5 separate regions of the Homo sapiens genome follow, and all the other regions are linked to region 1. The links are chromatin loops, found by intact Hi-C in ENCODE. Cell type or tissue: PC-9. All regions are shown on one strand. Each heading gives the region's core, and the rest is flanking DNA. Links, peaks and the distances in the headings are about the cores only.

Region 1 (4,000 bases), core at 1-4,000:
ATCCACCAGCCAGGCGACCTCTGAAGGGTGGGCGCTGGCAGGGAAGACACTGCCCACTCACCTCTCGATCTGAGAGAGAAACTTGGTCTCAAAGATGCCCCGGGTCTTCAGCGTCTCAGAGATCTGCCCTCGGAAGAGGAATCCCTTCTTGGTGAAGTCGATTAAGATGTTGCGGACGATTTCACCCAGGTACATACCACTGATCATCTTCTCATACCTGAGACAGGAGGAGGGGCCTGGGGTGTCTATGGGAAGTGGCCAGGAGAACTGTCACCCCTCGGTCTCACGGTCACTCCGCGTCTCCTACTGCCCCTCAAGCGCATCATCAACAGCCATGTGCCCAGCCCTGTGCTCTGCCGCAGAGGCAGAGTGGGAGGACCAGGAAGGACCAGGGAGTCCTCCACTCTCTCACATCAGAAACAAAACCACCAGCATTCATGTCTACCTGCTAGACTGGTCTCCCTCCTCAGCTGCCTGATAGCTCTCAGCCCCAAGGTCACTTCCCCGAGAGCCTGTCCTCCTCCTGATCCTGGGTTCTACCTGCCTGTTTCAGGTTCCCACACACCTCACCATTCTCCTCCTTCACAACACACCTGAGCTCACTGCCTCCCACCACCACTGCTGTAGTGACAGCCCCAAGAGGACAGGGCATGTGTGTCTTTTTCAGCTCTGAGTCCCCAGGGCACAGCACAGCATAGCATAGCACTGGGCCCTCAGGAAAGTGCCCAAAAACTATCTGCAGAATAAGCAAATGACTGGGCTAAGTCTTAAAGGAACAAGAAGACAAAAAAAAGGAAAGTTTCTAGATTTTTCTAAAGGTTTTGCAAATACCCAGAGTACTGGTCAAGCCCACAGCAGAGTGATGAGGCCACACAGGAGGGAGAATTCAGTGACCACAACACACTGGAGGTCAACCTGTTCTTGGGACTTCAAATTTCCTGCCCTCTCCATGCTCAAGGATCTCAAGAAATAACAAAGGATTGATTCATTTCCATGGCACATGCCCAAGCCCAGTGTCCCAAAGCTGAGAAGAGTCCCCTGGAATTTGGAACTCCAGGATTCCTCCTATTTCATGTGGTCCATGGAAGAACATGAAACAGAATGGAATCACAGAGGGGTGGGCCACCACTACGAAGTCCCACCCAGTCCTTCTCATTCCACCACAAAGACCACCCCAGTTTGGTGCTGACATGTCCTTAACCCCTTCCAACACTTGCTGATCCCCCCGCTTTTTAACCAAGGGGGTCTTACTATTATTGTTGTTATTATTGTTATTAATTTTTAGTAGAGACAGGGTCTCAACCCTATGTTGCCCAGGGTGGTCTCAACCTCCTGAGCTCAAGCAATCCTCCCACCTTGGCCTCCCAAAGTGCTGGGATTACTTTGATGATAGACTGCACTCAGCCCAAAGGGGGTCTTAGTTCAGGTCATTTGGTAGGCGACAGCATCAGCTAGACTTGAATAGCACGGTTCTTCACTATACTCATTTTTTAGTTACCATCTCTTTATGGTACTATTGGTTCTTCCTCTTTTTCCTCCTTCATTAAATGTCAGTAAAGACCTTAAAGGCCACTGGGCACGGTGGCTCACGCCTATAATCCCAGCACTTTGGGAGGCTGAGGCGGGCCAATCACCTGAGGTCAGGAGTTCGAGACCAGTCTGACCAACATGGTGAAACCTGGTCTCTACCAAAAATACAAAAACTAGCTGGGCGTGGTGCCGTGCACCTGTAATCCCAGCTACCTGGGAGGCTGAGGCAGGAGAATCACTTGAACCCAGGAGGTGGCAGTGAGCTGAGCTCGCACCACTGCACTCTAGCCTGGACAACAGGGTGAGACTCTGTCTCAAAAAAAAAAGAAAAGAAAAGAAAAGAAAAAGACTATAAGGGCTGGTTGCGGTGGCTCACACCTGTAATCCCAGCACTTTAGGAGACCTAGACAGGCGGATCACCTGAGGTCGGGAGTTCAAGACCAGCCTGACCAACATGGAGAAACCCCGTCTCTACTAAAAATACAAAATTAGCTGGGCATGGTTGTGTATGCCTGTAATCCCAGCTACTGGGGAGGCTGAGGCAGGAGAACTGCTTGAACCCGGGAGGTGGAGGTTGTGGTGAGCCGAGATCACGCCATTGCACTCCAGCCTGGGCAACAAGAGCAAAACTCCACCTCAAACAAAAAGAAAAACAAAAAACTGTAAGCTGATTCGAAGAAAAGCACTAAGTAAATAACAGCATGGGTGGTATTTAGAAAAGGCAAAAACCTTGAGGGGGCTAGGGAGTGACTCATGCTGGGTGCTGCTCCAGCCCTTCTTTCTGCTCCTAGGGAGACAACTTGGACCAACTCATCCTGGCCGTGGCAGAGGATGGCCTGATTCCTGGGGGCTTGAGACAAAGGGCAGACACTGCCATTTCAGACATGGTACCTGAGACCTGAGCTGCAAAGCTCCACAAGGCCACTAGGTGGTGCAGGAGGCTCACGGAGGAAAGGACGATTGCGACAGGGCCTCTGCTTCACACCAACCTGCCGCCCAGCCACCCTCACCCCACCCCCTTGTTATTCTGATGGGAAAGGAACACAGCAAGGGGACCGGAAGGCCAGAATCCTCCAGGCTAAAAAACAGTCACAGGCAGCCCCTAGACAGGCATCAACCCTGGGCCATCTTGTACCATGTTGGGGGTCTGTCCTCCCTGGTTCTCTGCTGTCCAAAAGACAAAGGTCAGGAGTGAGCCAGGGGGTCCAGTCTTGAAACCTCTGTTCAGACCTCTCCTCCTAGAAACTTCTTCCACTGCAAGTGGCAGAATGCAGCCAAGTGCTGCCCCCACCCTGACTGTGAGTGTCCTCTCCACCAGGCGGGGTTACCTTTGTTTCCCAGCATTTAGGGAATATTCGTCCACCAGTCTGTCGTAGTGTGTCCTGATATCATCCAGACACCCGTTGTCCCCAAAGGCCCCCCACTCCATGTTGATGCACATCTGCCCCTGGTCCCCCTCCACCATCTCCACGTTCTTCATCTCCTCCATGTAGCAGGCATTGCTGCCGGTCCCTGGAACACACGAGGGGGCAATGAGGAGCGGTGGCCTTGCATTTGGGGGTCTTGCAACTGGGCCTGGGGTCTGGGGCCTGAGGTTCCACAGGCAGGGGGCACGTTTTTTGTGATGAACAAAGTAATAGTTTTTCTTTCCCAATTTTGAAATGGAAAAATTTGAAATGTAAATGGAGAGTCTGAGCCACATCACCCAGAGGGCACCTGCTTAGCTGACTTTCAACCAAGAGCCAATGTGTTCACCCGTCCAGGCAGGGTTATGTTTATTTTAATAGAAGATGGCTTTATAGCAAAGAGATGGAGCATCAATGGTAGAGGTTTAGGCAACATTCAGACCAGAAGAAGAAATATATACGTACACACACAACATCATGCACACATGAATATACAATATATACATGCCTATATATATGTGTATAAAATATTAGGGGATTATCTTCTATCATACCATAGATATTCACTTATTTTCTTTTTCTTTTCTTCAAGACAGGGTCTGGCTCTGTCACCCAGGCTGGAGTGCAGCGGCGCAATCTTGGCTCACTGCAACCTCCGCCTCCAGGGCTCAAGTGATTTTCCCACCTCAGCCTTCCAAGTGGCTGGACTACAGGCACCACCATCATGCCTGGCTAATTTTTTAAAATTTTTAGTAGAGATAGGGTTTTGCCATGTTGCCTAGGTTCATCTCAAATTCCTGGGCTCGAGCTACCCTCTCGCCTCAGCCTCACAAAGTGCTGGGATTACAGGCGTGGGCACCACGCCCAGCCCCACTTATCTTTTCTCGACAAGGATGGTTGGTCGTGGACTATGCCTGCTCAATAAGCTTTCCTACATACCTTGGGATGAAGCCCACAGTTCAGGGCAGGACAGTGTCTTCAGCATTTCAAGGGGGGCTTTCAAAAGCAATGGTTTTTCATCATTTTTGTATCAGACCTTTGAAGATCAGAGGATTCTTCTGTGA
Region 2 (4,000 bases), core at 1-4,000, 300 kb after region 1:
TCTCGAACTCCTGACCTCAGGTGATCCACCCGCCTCAGTCTCCCAAAGTGCTGGGATTACAGGTGTGAGCCACCACACCCGGCCGAAAGTACTTTTTATGGAAAAGACAATGTGGCATTGTAGAAAAACCTATACTTAAAAATGAGTGAGAGGGTGAGAGGCGGGTAGGCAAAAACTTTTTTTTTTAATAAAATAAAAATAAAAATTAGGTTGGGTGTGGTAGCTCATGCCTGAAATCCCAGCACTTTGGGAGACTGAGGTGGGAGGATCACTTGAGCCCAGGAGTTCAATACAGGCTGGGCAACATAGAGAGACTCCCATTTCTACCAAAAAAGAGAAAAAAGATTTTAAAAATTAGCTGGATGTGGTAGCACACATCTGCAGTCCCAGCTACTTAGGAGGCTGAGGCAGGAAGATTGCTTGAGACTGGGAGGTCACAGTGAGCCAAGATTGCACGGCTGCACTTCAGCCTGGGTGACACAGCGAGACTGTCTCAGAAGAAAAAAGTTTATTTACAAAATTAAAAATAAATAAAAATAACTGAGAAAATCAGAATACCTCTTTGCATGAATAATAGTTTCAATTATATAAACAGACATGGGGGGAAAAATGGAAGGAAATACACAAAAATAACTGGAGGTAGAATCTTTGGTGATTTTTTTTCTCATTTTGTTTTCTAAATTGCTATAATAAACAATATTCCTCTAAAAACATAAACATTAAACACTTTAATATAGAAAACAGTAAATATTCTCCCATTGGATTTTCTTTCTTTTCTTTGTAACTATATATTATTCTATCATAATCTTTCCTATGATTCCTGAGTATAGCTTACAATGTCTGGTCTGGGAGAGCTGTTTGTCCAAAATGAGCTAACTCTGCCACTGCCTGGAGGCTGGGGATAAGGCAGGCAAAATGACCTTTCAATGTCTGCCCCTTACTGGCTGTGTGATCTTGGCCAACTTAAACTTCCTGTGCCTCAATTTTCTCATCTGTAGGATGGGGCAGTAATAGAGTTAATAAGGAGATACAAATGTTAGGTTCTCAGAGTAGTACCTAGCACATAGTCAGAGCTCTTCATTGCTAGTTCCTGTCATGAAAAGGAGGAGGACAACAATGACCTATGATCTCCGAGAGTGAACATCTTATAAATTTAAATTCAAATTCCCATTCTACCATTTAGTATCTCTAGGAGTCTCAATTTATGGACTTTCTTTCTTTTCTTTTTTATTTTTCCTTATTTTGAGATAGAGTCTGGCTCTGTTGCCCAGGCTGGAGTGCTGTGGCACATCTCAGCTCACTGCACCCTCCGCCACCTGGGTTTAAGCTATTCTCCTGCCTCAGCCTCCCGACTAGCTGGAATTACAGGCACGTGCCACCATGCCCGGCTAATTTTTTGTAGTTTTAATAGAGACGGGGTTAGCCAGGAAGGTCTCGATCTCCTGACCTCGTGATCCCCTCGCCTTGGCCTCCCAAAGTGCTGAGATTATAGGCGTGAGCCACCGCGCCCGGCCTGGTTTCACTCTTTCTCTTTTGATTCTTTCCTGAGGCAGCATTAGTTTAGCATCTAATTGCTACTTAGACGTCTCTTCCTGTAGGTGAAATAAAAATCCAGCATCTTCTCCAGCAGAGGGCGGTGTCTTCACACCTTGTACTGTCTAGACCAACTTTGTCCAATAGAAACACAAAGCAAACCACATAGGGAGTTTTAAATGTTCCAGCGGCCATATTTTTAAAAGTAAAAAGAAACAGGTGAAATTAATTTTATTTAACCTAACATATTCAAATATTGTCCTTTAACATATCATCAATGTAAAAGTTATTACTGGGATATTTTGCATTCTTTTCTTCATACTAAGGGTTCCAAATCTTGTATATTTTGCATTCACAGCCTGTCCCAATTTGGCCTTGCCACATTTCAAGTGTTCAGTAGCCACAAGTGACTTGTGGCTACCGTACTGGACAGAGCAGGCCTAGGCAGTCTCTTCTGCAAGCCGCTGATGCACTGAGTATCAAGCTGAGAAAATGTTTGCTCACACAGGAAGCTAAACAGAAAAATAATGCTTAATGAGAAAGCATCCAGGTGAAAGACCACATCTTTTCACCAGCATGACAAATACAACTGTAGCATATTAGTAAAAAATATTTCTAGAATACAAAATTCCCCCAGAGTTCAGAATCTCAGCTAATTAAAATTCGTAACGAAGGCTTTCTTTTGGGGGATGATGAAAATGTTCTAGAAGCAATTATAGTGATGGTTGCATGACTCTGTGAATATACTAAAAAACATTGAACACTTTTTTTTTTTTTTTTTTGGAGACAGAGTCTTGCTCCGTCATCCAGGCTGGAGTGCAGTGGTGCAATCTCAGCTCACTGCAACCTCCACCTCCCAGGTTCAAGTGATTCTCCTGCCTCAGCCTCCCAAGTAGCTGGAATTACAGGTGCACACCACCATGCCCAGTTAATTTTTGTATTTTTAGTAGAGACAAGTTCTCACCATGTTGGCCAGGCTAGTCTCAAACTCTTGACCTCAAGTGATCCACTTGCCTTGGCCTCCCAAAATGCTGGGATTACAGGCATGAGCCACCACACCTGGCCTAATCACTGAATTGAACACTTTTAATGGGTGAACTGTATGGTATGTGAACACTATCTCAACAAAGCTATTTTAAAATTTTATAAAGAAATCAAAAGTAGAAGGGATCCCACTCCAAAAGCCTATCTAATTTGGGGCCGATGATGTTAAATGTACTTTAAAATAAAGAACAAGTTACAGACACTAAATTCTTGACATAGCTATTCAAGGGTGTTGGCAGGATGTGAAAATTTACAGTTCCAGCCCCTGAGGTTGTGAGAGTATCTTGACTCTATCTTGCTTGAGATAAATGTCTTGTGATTATAGTGGCTATGCTCATGGATAGAAATGTTATCTTCCTAAAAGGTCCACTTATGGGATTTGTTGGTTAATTGTGTAGTGGATTCCAAGGGAAAGAATGGTTTTTATTTGAATCCTATCCCTCACTGCCCACCTCCCCCACCACCCTGAGTCCTGCTTTACCAAAATACTTTCTATGAGTAAATGTTACCAAAGCAAACAACTTTCTCCAATAGTCCATACCTTTTTATATTATGGTACTAACTTTTCCCTCAACATAATCACAATATACTAATTTCTTTTTTTTTTCTTTTCTTTTCTTTTTCTTTTTTTTTTTTTTTTTTTTTTTTTTTTTGAGACAGAGTCTCAGTCTATCGCCCAGGCTGGAGTGCAGTGGCATGATCTTGGCTCACTGCAACCTCCATCTCCCTGGTTCAAGTGATTCTCCTGCCTCAGCCTCTCGAGTAGCTGGGATTACAGGTGCATGCCACTATGCCTGGCTAATTTTTGTATTTTTAGTAGAGATGGGGGTTTCACCATGTTGGCCAGGCTGGTCTTGAACTCCTGACCTCAAGTGATCCACACTCCTCGGTCTCCCAAAGTGCTAAGACTACAGACGTGAGCCACTGTACCGAGCCTAATTTCCTATTCTTAATGGAAACTTACTGCAGGCATGTTAGAGAAACTTAAGCAGCAACTACCATGAAGGGGAAAAGAAGACCATTTGATTTATTCAAAATGGTAGCATTATCTAAGCCGGAGTTACTTCCTCCTGGTCTATCAATTCCACAAGATGGATAAGCTTCCCCCACTCTTGCATGGTTTGACAAGCTATAAAAAGCTCCTAAGTTTACTTTCAATTTCTCCCTCAACTCAGTGGGAAACGTTATAGCAAGGGCTACGGTCAAAGGATTTTTTGTTTGTTTGTTTAAATAAAGAAAACCTCTGATCCATGAGCTGCAGTAGAAAGTTAATTCTGGCCTTGAAATCAGACGACCAGTTCAGCCGTTAATTAGTTGTAATGGGTCTTGGGCAAGACTCACAAATTTTTTGCAAGAGGTTAATGTATAGAGCAAATGAGATGAGAAATGTCAGATCCAGTTTTCTCCTCTATAATTGGTGCTA
Region 3 (6,546 bases), core at 675-4,674, 160 kb after region 1:
GAGAAAACACCAAAGTCCTCACCCACGGGGACAACTCAGCCAGCAGGCACAGACTCGGCCAAGTCTTCCCCATGTATGGCATGGTGACTTCCTGTCTGGATTTCCTGTTCTGCCAAGTCAGCTTGGGTTATTGCACCAACATCCCCCAAAGTTTGGAAGAACATTTTAAAGTAAAATGAGAGCCAGGCATGTGGCTTATGCCTATAGTCCCAGCTATGCAGGAGGCTGAGGTGGGAGGATCATTTGAGCCTAGGAATTCGAGGATGGAGTGCCAGGCACTGCCAGCCTGGGCAACACAGCAGGACCTCATCTCTAAAAAAAAAAAAAAAAAAGTAAAATGAAAACAATAAGGGAAAATGCAGGCTATAAAACAATAAGATCCCAGCTTTAAAGAAAAAAAGGCTGGAAGGCTATGCAGCAAACATGCCTCTTGCTGTCAGGGCAACAAGCAATTTGGGTTTGTGTACTTTCCAGCTCAGCAAGGAGCGAGTCTTGCTTTCGCAGTAGTTTAAATTATTGTAAAATACGTTCAACAAATAGGGATATTTAATGGACAGGGAGTGGACAGTGAAATAGAGAACCAGCCCAGAAAGAATATGGAACCAGCCCGGAAAGTATATGATCTTTTCAGCCTCAGAGAGGAGGGCGTGTGGGGCCTACACACAGCATCAGATCTAACCAAGACCTCCGGAGAGGGCTGTGGCTGCTGGGGAGGCCCAGGGATGAGCTGGCCACCTTTCAATAGGGATTGGTGCAAGCCCCGCCTACCAAGGCTCTGTGGGTTCATCCAAGTTGGCCACATCTGTACTACAGTGGGACCTTTTCTAAGATCAATTCCTTCTCTGATTCTCCCTCCATGCAGGCACCATATGTGACCCCCTCACCTCACCCCCAGCCCCACCAACCCAAGAGAAAGGAGCTAGGGCTGGGAGAGCCTCCCACACCGAGGTGAATTCCTCACCTTGTGTCTTCTCATGGCTTTGGTCAGACGGCTCACCACATCCGTGTCCTGAACTCCTCGTGCCTTAAACTTTTTTGTCCACGAAAGTAGGACACCCTGGGAGAAGATTTCAGGTCCAGTTTGAATGAAAGACGTGCTGAGATGTGCAACTGAGCCGCAGAAACTTCATGCCTACGTGCATCCCCCATGGCCTTCTCTTCTCTAAGCTGAATCACCCCAATTTTTTTAAAACATTGCTTCTGCAGCCTTTTCTAATAATTTAAAGGACTATTACTCTCATCTGAGTGGTTTGAAATATATGGTAGCAGAAGGAGTAATTATTGAAAAGTTAGAGCTCTTGGATTCATGAGACATTAGACAAGTCGTTTAACCTCTCTGAGCCTCAGTCTACTCCTCTGCAAAGTGGAAATGTCACCTCCCTACCTCTCTCAAAGGAATGCTCTAATGAAAATACCTGGTGTAGGCCGGGCGCGGTGGCTCACGCCTGTAATCCCAGCACTTTGGGAGGCCGAGGCGGGTGGATCATGAGGTCAGGAGATCGAGACCATCCTGGCTAACAAGGTGAAACCCCGTCTCTACTAAAAATACAAAAAATTAGCCGGGCGCGGTGGCGGGCGCCTGTAGTCCCAGCTACTCGGGAGGCTGAGGCAGGAGAATGGCGTGAACCCGGGAAGCGGAGCTTGCAGTGAGCCGAGATTGCGCCACTGCAGTCCGCAGTCCGGCCTGGGCGACAGAGCGAGACTCCGTCTCAAAAAAAAAAAAAAAAAAAGAAAATACCTGGTGTATTATACATGCAGAATGCATGGTTTGCCAGGTCCACAAAACAGAACTAACATGGTGTAACCTTGCAGGATTGTCTCAGGAACTTCATTTCAACTTAGAAAAATGATTCCCAACCAGGCAGAGTGGCCCGTACCTGTAGTCCCAGCTACTTGGGAGCCTGAGGCAGGTGGATCACTTGAGGCCAGGAGTTCCAGGCCTGCCTGGGCAACATAGCGAGACCTCGTCTCTTAATAAAGAGAAAGAAAGAAAAATGGTTCTCAATTTGCATTACCAATCATTGCTTACAAATGGTGTTTCCTGAGTTTCGTGTCTGAAATCGCAAATAATCATAGAATGTTTCAGACTGGAAGAGAACTTGGAAGTTAAAAGAGAATCGCCCAAGTCGTCTCAGTCAAGAGCAGCTGACCCAGGCTCACAAACTTCCTGACCGCACCTCCTCCATTTCCCTCAATTTATGGATTTAAAAACGCTGGGATTGAGAGAGGGAGGAAATTGCTCTGAATTTCACCGCGAGTGAAGGATAGAGCCCAAGCCGAATGCAGGTCTCTGACTCTGGACCAGCCCTCGGGCTTTTTTCCTGCACCACAGCGCCGCCGTGTGGCAGCTCTCCCTAACTTCTGCTCTCATAGGCTATGACAACATCCCTGTCTCCAGGGACAGAGCGGGGAGAGATGCACAGGCTGGCTTTCTTCAAAAATCCCTGTTGCAGGGAAGGTGGATGGGGGAAGTGAGGGATAAATGCTTGCGATAGAATGTTAAATTAAAAAGGCAATTACATACAACTGTACATTTTCTTTTTGTCTCAAATATTTGGTGACTAGAATCAACCATAGATTTGCTAAACTGTAGATACAGGATAACACTTGTATTTAATATAGGTATGAGTAAAAGAAAAACCCACAATTCTAGTGGTGGGAATATTTGAATATTGAGATGAGTGGTGATTTCTATTTTCTTCTTTAAACTTTTCCATTCCTTCTCTCTCTCTTTTTTTAAACCTTGAAAAAAGTATTACCATTTATTTTATTATCAGAAAACACACACACACACACACACACACACACACACACACACACAAAGAAATTTCTCTTTGGTTAAGACTTTCTGTTCCCTCAAAAACAAGAATAAAAAACCAAGTGACTTCCTTTAATTCTTATGCTCATGATGTTGGCTATGGGTTAAACATAATAAGAATTCTCACGCTCCTACCTTCTTTAATCATTTTCAGTTTCTCAAAGAAGCCCCCTAATCACACCTCCTCACACAGCCTTCCCCTTTCCATCCCTCTGCAGTCATGGAGCTGAACAGAGCCCATCTTCCCCAGGAGCCCTTATTCTAGTGTTACCGAACCCACTCCTGCAGCAGAGCCCTGCTTAAATAGCTTTGCCAGATGAGGCCACATTCAAATATTATCAGGAATGAGTTTTCTTGTGGTTGGAACTTTACTACTTAACTTTAGATTTTATTGAAAGGCAGTTTGCGAGGAAATTTTATAAAATATAAGTATATTTGACTAGACTGCGATGAGAAAAAAAGCATTTTTCCCTTCCTTGATACAATTTTTTTTTTTTTTTGAAACGAAGTTTCACTCTTGTTGCCCAGGCTGGAGTGCAGTGGCGCCATCTCAGCTCACTGCAACCTCCGCCTCCCAGGTTCAAGCAATTCTCCTGCCTCAGCCTCCCGAGTAGCTGGGATTACAGGCATGTGCCACCACGCCCGACTAATTTTGTGCTTTTAGTAGAGACGGGGTTTCTCCATGTTGGTCAGGCTGGTCTCGAACTCCCGACCTCAGGTGATCCACCCTCCTCGGCCTCCCAAAGTGCTGGGATTACAGGCATGAGCCACTGTGCCCGGCCTCTCCTTGATATAATTAAATGCCCTTCCTTAGTTTAAATTTTACCTGAAAAATCTTTATTGTAATATGACACTAAGTGGGTCAAAATGGGCCGGGCACAGTGGCTCACCACGCCTGCAATCCCAGCACTTTGGGAGGCTGAGGCGGGAGGATCTCCTGAAGTTGGGCATTCAAGACCAGCCTGGCCAACATGGTGAAACTCCGTCTCTACTGAAAATACAAAAATTAGTTGGGTGTGGTGGCAGGCACCTGTAATACCACCATTCGGGAGGCTGAGACAGGAGAATTGCCTGAACCTGGGAGACGGAGATTGTGGTGAGCCGAGATCACACCACTGCACTCCAGCCTGGGCGACAGAGCTCAAAAAAAAAAAAAAAAATCAAAATGCTTTCAGGCACCTGCTGCCATTTTAAATGAAGTTCTAAAGTGGTGTCTTTCTGGAAAGGCACTGTAGTTGGGGAGCTTATGAACTTGGGGTGGGCTACTCTTGGTTGTGTGGCTTTGTGCAAGTCTCTTAACCTCGCTGAGCTGCAGTGTTTCTCAAATATAGAATGAAGATAATCATATCTACCTCTTAGAATTGTTTGGGGGATTTAACAAGATAATGCGCATAAAGCATTTGGCACAGCGCGAGGTACAGTGTCAAAACCGGAGGCACGTGCTTTTATCATTATTATTGAGAAAGATGTTGGTGGGTATTCAACATAGATAAATGACAAAATCCTGGATGGATAAACCATCCGTTCACACCCTCCGCTGCCAAGCTATCAAGAAAGCATGTGCATTTAATTCTTAAAGTTGAATGAATTCTCACAGAGCTTGAGAATTTTCTTCCTTCTTCCTGGAGTCTCTGTTCCAGAGCTCTCTAATAAGAGCAGCTGGCACACTCTCACTCCACCACCTGCACTACAGGATCCAGCCAGGGCCCTGATTCCCAACCCCCTGACATACACATCTACTCACTCCTAGGACCTTTCTCTGCCAGCCAGCTCCACTTGGTCTCACCCAAACATTCCCTGGAAACTTTTTTGTTTGTTTTTTGTTTGCTTGTTGTTGTTTTTTGTTTGTTTGTTTGTTTCTGACAGAGTCTCGCGCTGTCACCCAGGCTGGAATGCAGTGGCGTGATCTCAGCTCACCACAACCTCCACCTTGTGGGTTCAAGTGATTCTCCTGCCTCAGCCTCCCGAGTAGCTGGGATTACAGGCGCCCGCCACCAGGCCCAGCTAATTTTTGTATTTTTAATAGAGATGGGGTTTCACCATGTTGGCCAGGCTGGTCTTGAACTCCTGATGTCAGGTGATCTGCCCCCCTCGGCCTCCCAAAGTGCTGGGATTACAGGCATGAACCACCGCATCTGGCTGCTTGTTTTAGAGATGGAGTCTCGCTTTGTGGCCTGCGCTGCTGGAGTGCAGTGGTGTGATCACAGCCCACTGCAGCCTGGACTCCCTGGCTCAAGCAATCCTCCCGCCTCAGCCTCCCAGGGTGCTGGGATTATAGGCAAAAGCCACCACGCCAGGCCCCTGGAACCTTCTTTATATTATTTTTCTCAGTCCTTTCTTTATAAAAGAATGAAAAAGTAAAACTCAGCCTGTCCCCTGTATAGATGATGGCAAATTCCCACGATGGAATCAAATAAATGATTGACACCTTTCAACTGTGAGATAGTTATCAAGCACCTATTAAATACAACACATTGTCAGAGACCTTGGCGGGGAAGGTCTGTGCCCTTGGCGGGCACTGCTTGCCCTCCAAAAACCTCTGTTGAATTTAGGGATAAGATACAAAAGCACAAAGAGACAAGTAATCCAGGGACAGTCACCACAGCCTAGCAGCTACTGTGTAAGGCCCAACCACAGTGTTGGATGCTTTACAAATGCTTTGCCTAAGCTTCACCTCAGCCCAACAAGCAGATGTTATTATCCCTGCTTTACAAATGAGAAAACAAGGTGGGACACAATGGCCCATGCCTGTAATCCCAACGCTTTGGGAGGCAGAGGCAGGCAGATTACTTAAACCCAGGAGTTTGAGACCAGCTTGGGCAATATAGTGAGACCTCATCTCTACAAAGAAAAAAATAAAAATAAATAAAATTTTCTCAAAGAGAAAACAAGAGGCTCATGAAATTAAGGAACTGGTCCAAGGGGACACAATTTGTCCTGAACCATGATTCAAAGCCATGTGTGTGGAACATGAAAGCTCATTCCCTTTCACTATTCCACACCAATAAGTGACTCAAGCCAACAATATCAAGCACATCCCAAGGAGGTCCATGTGACTGTCAACTGGGCATCATAACCAGGAGGGCCAGGAGGAGGAGATTGATCAGGGTCCCCAACCCAGACAGGAGTGGCCCGGGGAGACTAGACTCTTGACAGTAACTCCCCCAACCTGGCCCCAGAACGTCCCCTTATTTGCTGTCTTTATTCACATAAGATTGGGTTAGCTTCCTCCTGCTTACAGATTGAAAACTGAGACACACAGAGATGAGTTACCAGGAACCCCGGCCTAGCTGGTGACACAGTTCAGACTGTGTATCCCAGGCTCTGTGTCTGCTCCAGGACATTCTCACTCCTCCAGTGCCCCCATTCCTTTTTTTTTTTTTGAGACGGAGTCTTGCTCTGTCACCCAGGCTGGAGTGCAGTGGCACAATCTCGGCTCACTGCAAGCTCCGCCTCCCGGGTTCACGCCATTCTCCTGCCTCAGCCTCCCAAGTGGCTGGGACTACAGGCGCCCGGCACCACACCCAGCTAATTTTTTGCATTTTTAGTAGAGACGGGGTTTCACCATGTTAGCCAGGATGGTCTCGATCTCCTGACCTCATGATCCGCCCGCCTCGGCCTCCCAAAGTGCTGGGATTATAGGCGTGAGCCACCGCGCCTGGTCCTCCAGTGCCCCCATTCTAATCCTCCTCCTGAGGGCTCACTACAGGGAGAGACTCCCCAGCCTT
Region 4 (5,488 bases), core at 850-4,849, 60 kb after region 1:
CTCTGCCATCCTGTGGGCACCTCAGTCTTCCCATCTGTCAAGTGGGTGCGTTCCTATGACTTTGACCTATAAAGGCCTCTCTAATTGGCACAGCGCGTTTACCTGTTGGTCCTTACAGCATCCTGTCTGCAGAAGCAGAGCAGGTACCATCACTTCCAACACCCTGGGCAAGAATGAGTGGCCAGGAGGTTCCTCAACTGGCCAGGGCGACATACTTGCAGAGACTGGGGTGGACAGCAAGCTCCCTGATTCCTGGTCCTGTGCTCTATCCTCTCAGTCCAGGGAGAGCCAGGGCCAGGGGCTTCCTGGAGAGGGAGATGCGGTACTACAGGGGCTATCACCGCCACAGCTCCAGCCACCCAAGAACAGCATGGCTGCCTGGCCTTGCCAAAAGCACGCCACTCCAGTGTGACCTCCAGGAGGCCTCTTCTCCCCTCCAGCTGGGATCAGAGCCACAACAAGCTGTCCGATCTGCTCCTTCCCCTTTCACACAGTCTGGGAAGGAAGTTCAACAGCCATAGCAAGCTGAGAGCCTGGGCCCGCACCGTGGTCTGTGCCCGCCCAGCAGCCCCGGACTCCTCTTCCTGACTGCACATGGCTTCTGCGGCTGCCCAGCCCCACCTCAGTAGTGTGGGTGGCAGCCGGGAACCTAGTTTCTGTCCTGCTCTCGGCAGCCGGTCTCTGAGCAGGGAGGGAAATGGCCACGAGGGGAGGCAGCCCTGATCTAGTGGGGTCCCTAAAGCAACCACTAACCCCCAGCACCCTGATGGTGGCTCATCACCTCAAAGGTCCTTCCTCGCAAGCCCCGTCCAGTCTGCCTCCTGGGCCTCTCCGTCCCCAGCTCCTTCTTCCTCCCAAAGCTCACCTCCCAACTCACCTTCTCAGGAGCACATGCCATGATCCGCCCCACCCCACACCGTCCACTCCTCTCCTCAGCATCCCCTCGGCCTTAGGTGTTCACTATGTAGGAGTCGATCTGCCTGGGAGACACTTCGTGGTGTGTGTCTTTCCTGGGCGTTGCAGGGACACATGCATGGTCCACACCGCCAGCTAGACCGTGAGTGCCAGGGGTACAGGAGCCATGCCCTCTGGGCCCTTTGTGTGCCCAGGAGCCCTAGGAGGCACCACGTGGTGGCTCCTGGGCCAGGTTGGGTGGCTCCTGTGCTGGGCGGGAGGCCTCCAGTAATGACTAGCCTAGGGAGGTCTCAGAGGGTTTGCTGGCTCAGATAAGGCCCGGAGACTTCCCCGAATGGCCCAGCCCTTCTCCCCCGGCAGCGGCCTCTCACTTTAAGGTACAGAGTTCCAGGCACTTCTAACCCCTGCCTTCCCCTCAGCACTTCACCACTGCATGGCTGAGGCCCAGAGGGACAGAGGGGCCTAAAGATAATCGGGATTCCCACTCCCATATTCAAGCTGAGTCACCTGCAAGCTACCAGAGGAACTGTGTCTGGGATAATCAATTCCACCGCAGGGCTCCTCAGTGACAGGTCTGTGTGAGATCATCACCAAAGCCAAAACCATCCCTCAGGCACTCAAAAACCCCATCCTGGGGACACAGCCTTGCCCGGTCTCTTCTTCCAGGTTCATATGTGTCTCTCAGCATGTGTAAACTGTTGGTTCTGTTTCAATGAACTCTGTTTACGCACAACAAATCATGAGGAAAATGGGATCCCCATTTTTTTCTTTTTTGAGACAGAGTCTCGCTTTGTCACCAGGCTGGAGAGTACAGTGGCGCAATCTCAGCTCACTGCAAACTCCACCTCCCGGGTTCAAGCGATTCTCCTGCCTCAACCTCCTGAGTAGCTGGGACTACAGGCGCACACCACCATGTCCAGCTAATTTTTGTATTTTTAGTAGAGACACGGTTTCACCATGTTGGCCAGGATGGTCTTGATCTCTTGACCTTGTGATCTGCCCACCTCGGCCTCCCAAAGTGCTGGGATTACAGGCGTGAGCCACTGCGCCCAGCCAGGATCCCCATTCTTGATGAAGAAACTGACGTTCTAGCAACGTGAATGTGGACAGGGCCCACGCTGGGTGCTCTAAGCTCCTCCATCCAAATCTGCACAATGTGTAAGGTAGCTGTTATGAACCCCACATGAGGCAGGTGGAACCTAGGGCTGTGCAGTTAAGCCAAATGCCCCAGGCCCCCAGCAAGCAGAGCGGCACTCCAACTTCAGCTCCCCTTCCCTTGGCCCCCTCTTCCTAGGAGAACCTGAGTAGGGCCTGGAGGTTCTAAAGGGAGCTTCCTGACTGGTAAAAGTGGCCAAGTCCTTGCCCAGAAAGAGAACAAGGCTGTCACACTGAACTAGCTAAAAATAAAGCAGGCCCCCATTCCCTCGGGGAGAACAGAACAGCCCTGGAATGTGGCAGGGCAGGCACAACAGGCTTACTTCTCAGCCTCCTGGTGGATGGCTTAGCAAACAGCCAGCCTCTGGACCTCCAGTCTCACAATTCCCACTGTCCCAGCACCTCCCGACAACAGGGAGAAAAGGATCTGAGTGCAGACAGGTTTACTTTCACTGTGAGACAACCAAATCCCAATGCTGTGGCTTGGAGATACTGCAGTGGTGGGACTGGACTGAGCTAGAAATCGAAAGACCTCAGGCCTCGGCCATGGGCACTGCCTCCCTCTATGACCCTGAGCAAGTCACTTCGATCTCTTGTGTATTTCCATCAGTAAAACAGCAATCATGAAATCTGCCTTCTGGCCTCACATACCATACACAGGAGCTCCATGACACTTTAGAGTCCTCAGAACATGGCATTTCAGCAGCCCATGGTGTCATTTTCATCTGTCCATTTGGCCAGGGCACACAGACATGCAGATGGTCCAGGAGCTCTCACACAATCCAAGGCAAAGGCAGAATGGCACTCAGGACCCCTGCCCAGGCTCAGGGCTCTGTTGTCTGCCTACTCTGTTAGCCAGGAAGCTGCCGTCCTCCACTTGGCTACTCAAGGTGTCTACAGGTGTGAGCTGGGTGAGTGACAATGATAACACCTGGCATTTGTACAGTTGTGTACACTTTCCAAGTATTTCCTCGTCCATTCTCTCATTTGAAAAGTGGGGGCAGAGAACAAGGCAGGAATCATTTACCTTATCTGACAGATGAAACAGAGGCCAGGCCAGGTACAATGGCTGACACCTGTAATCCCAGCACTTTGGGAGGCTGAGGTGGGTGGATCACTTGGCCAGTTCAAGACCAGCCTGGCCAACATGGCAAAACCCGTCTCTACTAAAACTATAAAAAAAAGTTAGCTGGGTGTGGTGCGGCGCTCCTGTAATCCCAGCTACTAGAGAGGCTGAGGCATGAGAACCGCTTGAACCAGGGAGGCAGAGGTTGCGGTGAGTCAAGATTGCGCCAGTGCACTCCAGCCTGGATGACAGAGCAAGAGTCTGTCTCAAAAAAAGAAAAAAAGAAAGAAAGAAAGAAAGAAAGAAAATGAGGCCTAGGGAACTTGATGGTCACCTCACAATACTGCTCAAGCTGGATGGGTCCTTTCGAGATAATGGATTCCAGATGAGGAAACTGTGGCTTACACATGAGGAAACTGAGGCCCAAGGATGCCCAGAAACCCACTGCTTTAAATGCAGAGTGCAAACTCCTGAGCCATGGAATTTACCATCTAGCAGAGCACTGTCCAACAGGAAGATAATATGAGCCACATATGCAATTTTAAGTTTCCTACTAGCCACATTTAAAAAGAACAGATGAAATTAATTTTGTTTTTTAGATAATCTCACTCTGTCACCCAGAATGGAGTGCAGTGGTGCAATCAAGGCTCATTGCAGCCTCAAACAATCAAAGCAATCCTTCTGCCTCAGACTCCCAAATGAAATAATGTATTTTATTTAACCCAGTATATCCAAAATGTTGTTTCTATGTCTAATCAATATCAGAAAAAAAATTTTTTTTTTTTTGAGACAAGGTCTTGGCTCCATCACCTAGGCTGGAGTGCAGTGCACTCCAATCATGGCTCACTGCAGCCTTGACCTCCTGGGCTCAAGCAATCCTCTCACCTCAGACTCCCAAGTGGCTGGGACCATAGATGTGTGCCACCATGCCCAGCTGACGTTTTTAATTATTTGCAGAGATGAGGTCTCGCTATATTGCCCTGGCTGATCTCAAGCTCCTGGGCTCAAGTGATCCTCTGGCCTCAGCCTTCTAAAGTGCCAGGATTACAGGTGTGAGCCACCATGCCCAGCCAATATTAGAAAACTATTAACGGGCTATTTCATATTCTTTGTGTCACATGAAATTTTTGAAAACCTGTGTGGAGTTTATATGCCACAGCACATCTCAAATCAGACTTGCTACATTTTAAGAGCTCAACAGCCACCTATGGCTGGCGCCTACTATTCTGGACACACAGCCCCAGCATTTCTGACATATCTCCATTATCAGAGCCTTGGGTGACAGTTTCTATGAAGAAGGCCGCTGAAATGTAGAACACGCAGTAGCTGAAAAGAAATATCCTTCCTTCCCATCTTAGGTTTATGGCTGAGGCCCCTATAACAAAAGACAGAGTAACAAGAACAATGTATACAAATTAATCTAAGTTTTTAGGTGACGCAGAAGCCTTCATAAGGAAATGAAGGTCCAAAGAAACAGGTAACTCTGGCCCGGCGTGGCGGCTCATGCCTGTGATCCCAGCACTTTGGGAGGCCGAGGCGGGCAGATCACTTGAGGCCAGGAGTTCGAGACCAGTCTAGTCAACATGGTGAAACCCCATCTCTACCAAAAATACAAAAATTAGCCAGGTATGGTGGCGCATGCCTGTAATCCCAGCTACTCAGGAGACCGAGGTGGGAGAATTGCTTGAACCAGGAAGGTGGAGGCTGCAGTGAGCCGAGACTGCACCACTGCACTCCAGCCTGGGCGACACAGCGAGAACTGTCTCAAAAAAAAAAAAAGAAAAAAAGAAAAGAAACAGGTAAGTCTGCATATTTCCCTATGTCAGGTTTGATGAAGAAGTGGATGATCGTGAAGAAGTGTGACTGGAGAAAGGGGATATGATCTAATAGTGATAAACTGAAGAGAACTTGGCAGGCCCTGTTTGTTCTTCTCTGTGTCCCTGTATCTCCAGAGATAAGGATGTCCCTTTCTTCTGGGTATAAGGTAGACACCTTCTTGAATGAGAGTCTGCATCAGGGAAGAAGGGAGGGGAAAGGTGAGAGACCTTCCTGCTTCTGCTGTTTTCTCAAATGCCATATTACTATTTGGGGATAGTATGTCCTGAACCCCATCAATGGCTTTGGAGTCTGGAGCCCTGGACCACCGTTCTGGTTCTGCAGGTACTGCAAGAATTGCCCACTGGCGTTAGGGAGGTCTGTGTACCCATCCTAGCTCTTCTGCTTTCTGGCCACCGAGATCACATGAATTCCACTTCCTGGGACTCACCTGCCCCATATGTAAGATGCAGGAAGAAATTCCTACATCCAAGCTTGATGGAAAGATCCAACTAAAGTAAGCATCTGATTAAATCA
Region 5 (4,000 bases), core at 1-4,000, 390 kb after region 1:
CTTGCAACTTTTCAAAAGTTTAAAATAATTTCAAAATAAAACTTTTTTTAAAAGCTATGTAAAACATGCAAAGGTAAACTTACTGTCTTCTGTGGCTGAGATCTTTCCAGTTTGACCAAAAATGACATTAGCAGCTGATAAACAGTGCCTGGCCTCCATAAAGCATAGCTATTGGGGAAATAAACAACAGTGAATGCAACTATCACACAGCTTTATTTGCAACTGATACTTGCATAATTTCTTTTAATATGGGAAAAGGTATAAAATCAGATAAAAATACTACAAAGGAGGCCCTGTAGAGTTGCAGATCATTCAGAAGGTACAAAAGATATATTATCATATTATCTGGTTAAAATGTAACCTCAAAGGTTAAAATATTAATGCCCCCAAACTCTTAATAATAATCCACTCGGATTGAAAGACAACTGCCAACTGAAAGTTAGCTCTCCTTATACAATCAATAGATATACAGGAATGGCTGTCATCCTAGACTTAAACTGTCTCAAAAACTCCTTTAGGTTCAGTCTAAGTAGCCAAAATCCCATGCACAATAAATTCTTAGACTATTTACATTGTGTCAGAAGACTGAATATATATATATATATATATATATATATTTTTTTTTTTTTTTACGAGACAGGGGTCTCACTCTGGCCCAAGGCTGGAGTGCAGTGGCACAATCATAGTTCACTGCAGCCTCAACCTCCTGGTCTTAAGGGATCCTCCCACCTTTAGCCTCCAAGCCTGACTAATTCTGGGGTTTCTCTATGTTGCCTAAACAGGTCTCCAACTCCTGGCCTGAAGCAATGCTCCCACCTTGGCCTCCCAGGGTGCTGGGGTTATAGATGTAAGCCACCTTGCCCAGCCTGAGGATTTAATTTTTATTAGGTTTAGAGAGCCCCTTTACATCCTACTATACAAAGGCAAATAGGATAAACTCAGGTAAGAAGATATTCCTGTGTTCTAAAATCTTTAAACTTTACATACAATAAGGCTTCCCACCAAGTTTTAAAGTCAACAGACTTCTACAGATGAACCTTATGGAACTGCTTTACCAACACTCTTGAAGACTTCATAATTCAATTCCGGGCATGGCAAACTTCTCAAACAATTAGAGAAGATCTCCTTGTTAATAGAAACATTTTGTATTTGTCATGTAAGTCAAAGGACCACCCAGCAGAAGTTCAAAGTTAAAGTCCAACTTTTAGTTGGAAGCCACCCTCATTAAATAGAATGTCTACTTAATATTAGTAATACCTGAAAGGCTTTAAATGGTTGGCTATAACTTTAAAATTGCAGCATTAAATGTATCTTTCCATTATGGCAAATTCAGAAGCCATCTTGAGAATAGCTGGACACGTGTAGTATTAGCCCAGCAACATCTATAGATAAAAATGTGTTAAATCTTAAAAGCCAAAAGAAAGTTAGAGTTTATATAATGAAACTTTAATTATCTCTCTATAATCCAATCCCTTAACATTTATCGTCATTTCAGCTTTGTCCAGATTGGCTCCCTGTGAGCAACCACTGCTAGAACAGTGAGTGTCTTATGCCCTCTAGGTGGCTGGTAAATGTGGGACTTTAGCAGCTGCCAGGTAGGGATTCACCAAGTAGCAAAACCTCATCACTGGAATCAGATGAAGATGACAATGATATAAATGACAATTGCATTTTTAAAAACATGGTTCAAATCCCTCTTTTTGCAATACGACTTAGTTGGTTTTAACAAAAACTTAAAAAAGATTTTGGTAAAAAAATAAAAGTGCAGGGTGTGGGAGGTCTCATGAAAATTACTGCATGCTCCACATAAGTAATGCTTAACAACTTTAAATTTTAATCACACTTTAATATCTAGATATCTTAGTACTGCCAATTTCCATGGAGTTTTAAGTATAAATTAAAGTCACAGTGAATATGTAATTTTAAAGTTGCTAAACAGAATGAATAAGGGGCCTCCAACAGCTGTAAAAAAGATGTCACAAGCGGAGGCACTGGATAACACTTTGGATGAGGACAATGAAATGGATTCATGAGAATTAGTTAACTGAATGCTCTGATATATGCAGTAGCGTTACTTACACACTTGATCTTAGACCAAAGTCCTAGAAGCGATGCTGCAGTCACCACAGCCCTTTCTCTCCTGCTAATAGCTTTTCTGAATGAAATTCTGTGGGACAATACTTTAATCATCGGGCGCATTTACAGAACCAACGCTAACGAAATGCTCAAAAAGGATAAAGGCCCAAGGATAAGGCAGCGGGTTACCAGAGAGATGAAAGAAGGAACTCTGATAAGCAGAGAACTACCAAAATTTCAGAGAGGCTTGCGAATTCGAAATATAAATAAAAGTAATTTATATTGCTGAGATGTCTTATTAAGGATTAATAGGAAAATCTGGTTAGAAAAGGTGGTGTAAAATTATTTTAGCATTAAAAACTCTCAAGGATTAAAGGAATAAATGGGTCAATTAAGAGTACACCAACATGATGTGAGCAATGCTTTTTTAAATTTTTATGAGAAATTCTGATAAACAACTAAGAAGCTCAAAAACATTGTCCCTGTGTAACAATCCAAAAGAAGTATGGTATAAAGACCTAGAACTTTGGAACTCAGCAGACATATTTCCAACATTAAAAAATTATTACAGAGTTAATTCTGAAAAATAACTGAAATGCATCACATGCTTTTATCAAAGCCCACATTTAACAGTCAACTTCCTCAGTCAAATTCTCAGAGTTATGAGATTACCATTACGTAAAGATAAAGCTATATCTACAAGGTAAAATCTGCAATTTAAGGTAATATCTCACTAAAATGAGTTGAGATAGCGTGCCTATGTTAAAAAAAGAATTGGTCTTAGGTAACATGTAAAACAATGATAAAACTCGGTATTTTAAAACTCAAAATAATTCATACAACAAAAAGCTACAAAATTTTAGTACACGGGCAAACTGGGCTGCATTTTCGGCTTCAGTTGTACATCATAAAATACAAGCTACCTGTTTTTAAAAGATAGTATTTTCAAGGTACTACTGGTTCTATTTTTATACTCACTATTGGTACTCTGTTAGATAACTACTTCAAGAAGCTTACCTTATTGATGTAAAACTGTGACAAGGTAGCAGCATTGATAGCCCACTCTATAGGATGGTAGGCATTGTGCTCAAGCTGGCGTTTTAGTGTACTATGGCAATAGTGAGCAGCCTTCTCAAACATTTCCAGATGCTGGTAGACTTGAGCTAGGTAATATAGGTTATGAGTATAAACCTTTTCAAATCTGTAAAGAAAAAATAAACCAATATTTGTGTAATGGTTTACTTGTTTTTTTTTTTTCCTGAGACAGAGTCTCGCTCTGTTGCCCAGGCTGGAGTACAGTGGCACGATCTTGGCTCACTGCCTCCGCCTCCTGGGTTCAAGCAATTCTCCTGCCTCAGCCTCCCGAGTAGCTGGGATTACAGGCGCCTGCCACCATGCCTGGCTAATTTTTGTATTTTTGGTAGAGACGGGGTTTCACCATAATAGTCAGGCCAGTCTTGAACTCCTGACCTTGTGATCCACCCGCCTCAGCCTCCCAAAGTGCTGGGATTACAGGTGTAAGCCACCGTGTCCGGACCATGGTTTACGTTTTATAAGTAAATTTCATATATATTTATTTTGATTATCCCACCAACCCTTTGAGTTGGATTTGTTTATTGTATCTATTTGACAGATAAGGAAACTGAGTCTCAGGTTTGAACAAGGTCAAATAACAAGTAAGTGGTAAATGGAGGTTTTACTCCTGTCAGAATCCACATTCTATAACCTTTATAAGTGACTTTTTGAACAATCACTAATCTATGATATGTGGAAATATTTGCAAGGGCTGATTTCTATACCTACTCACCTTTTTGATCTCTCTTGTTCAGTAAGTTTCTCTTCTTCAGGAAGAAAACGCTCAGTAGGATCAAGAGGAGGACTCCCAACCTACAATTAAGAAAAACAAAAGCTCTTTAAAGTTTTA

What was found. Hi-C counts contacts between places; a loop is a spot of excess contacts. Peaks named below come from ENCODE experiments on the same cell type or tissue, not always from the same donor. Only the 100,000 strongest peaks of a DNase experiment are listed, where the experiment ranks them.
Region 2: a loop joins it to region 1, with 19 times the contacts of the local background. A loop is called at or near these places in 8 of 110 quality-filtered maps.
Region 3: a loop joins it to region 1, with 15 times the contacts of the local background. A loop is called at or near these places in 110 of 110 quality-filtered maps.
Region 4: a loop joins it to region 1, with 4 times the contacts of the local background. A loop is called at or near these places in 14 of 110 quality-filtered maps.
Region 5: it touches region 1 in a loop (18-fold over the local background); 20 of 110 quality-filtered maps call a loop at or near these places.

Annotation. Positions count from the first base shown.
Region 1 is chr10:69,391,167-69,395,166 of GRCh38, reverse strand. HK1 (hexokinase 1) reads right to left here. Exons shown (of 18, transcript NM_000188.3): 15 at 2,859-3,042; 16 at 62-217. Among named protein-coding and RNA genes, the nearest start is that of TACR2, 24 kb to the left of the region's middle. RefSeq lists an enhancer at 3,767-4,000. In PC-9, for the core only: CTCF peaks have their summits at 2,248 and 2,451 (motif pointing right); a DNase peak (open chromatin) is centred at 2,536; H3K27ac peaks cover 969 bases.
Region 2 is chr10:69,091,110-69,095,109 of GRCh38, reverse strand. The region is part of intron 1 of SRGN (serglycin); the gene reads right to left. Among named protein-coding and RNA genes, the nearest start is that of SRGN, 5.0 kb to the right of the region's middle. In PC-9, for the core only: CTCF peaks have their summits at 1,413 and 1,612 (motif pointing right); a DNase peak (open chromatin) is centred at 1,649.
Region 3 is chr10:69,233,553-69,240,098 of GRCh38, reverse strand. HKDC1 (hexokinase domain containing 1) reads right to left here. Exons shown (of 18, transcript NM_025130.4): 5 at 962-1,057. Among named protein-coding and RNA genes, the nearest start is that of HKDC1, 16 kb to the right of the region's middle. In PC-9, for the core only: CTCF peaks have their summits at 2,123 and 2,330; a DNase peak (open chromatin) is centred at 2,348; H3K4me3 peaks cover 1,215 bases; H3K27ac peaks cover 1,131 bases.
Region 4 is chr10:69,330,313-69,335,800 of GRCh38, reverse strand. All of the region lies in intron 1 of HK1 (hexokinase 1), which reads right to left. Among named protein-coding and RNA genes, the nearest start is that of HK1, 14 kb to the right of the region's middle. RefSeq lists enhancers at 1-844, 5,331-5,488. In PC-9, for the core only: a CTCF peak has its summit at 2,410; DNase peaks (open chromatin) are centred at 1,490, 2,360 and 3,310; H3K4me3 peaks cover 2,611 bases; H3K27ac peaks cover 4,000 bases.
Region 5 is chr10:69,005,009-69,009,008 of GRCh38, reverse strand. It overlaps KIFBP (kinesin family binding protein), which reads right to left. Exons shown (of 7, transcript NM_015634.4): 3 at 3,884-3,963; 4 at 3,094-3,277; 5 at 84-168. Among named protein-coding and RNA genes, the nearest start is that of KIFBP, 18 kb to the right of the region's middle. In PC-9, for the core only: a CTCF peak has its summit at 3,809; a DNase peak (open chromatin) is centred at 3,998.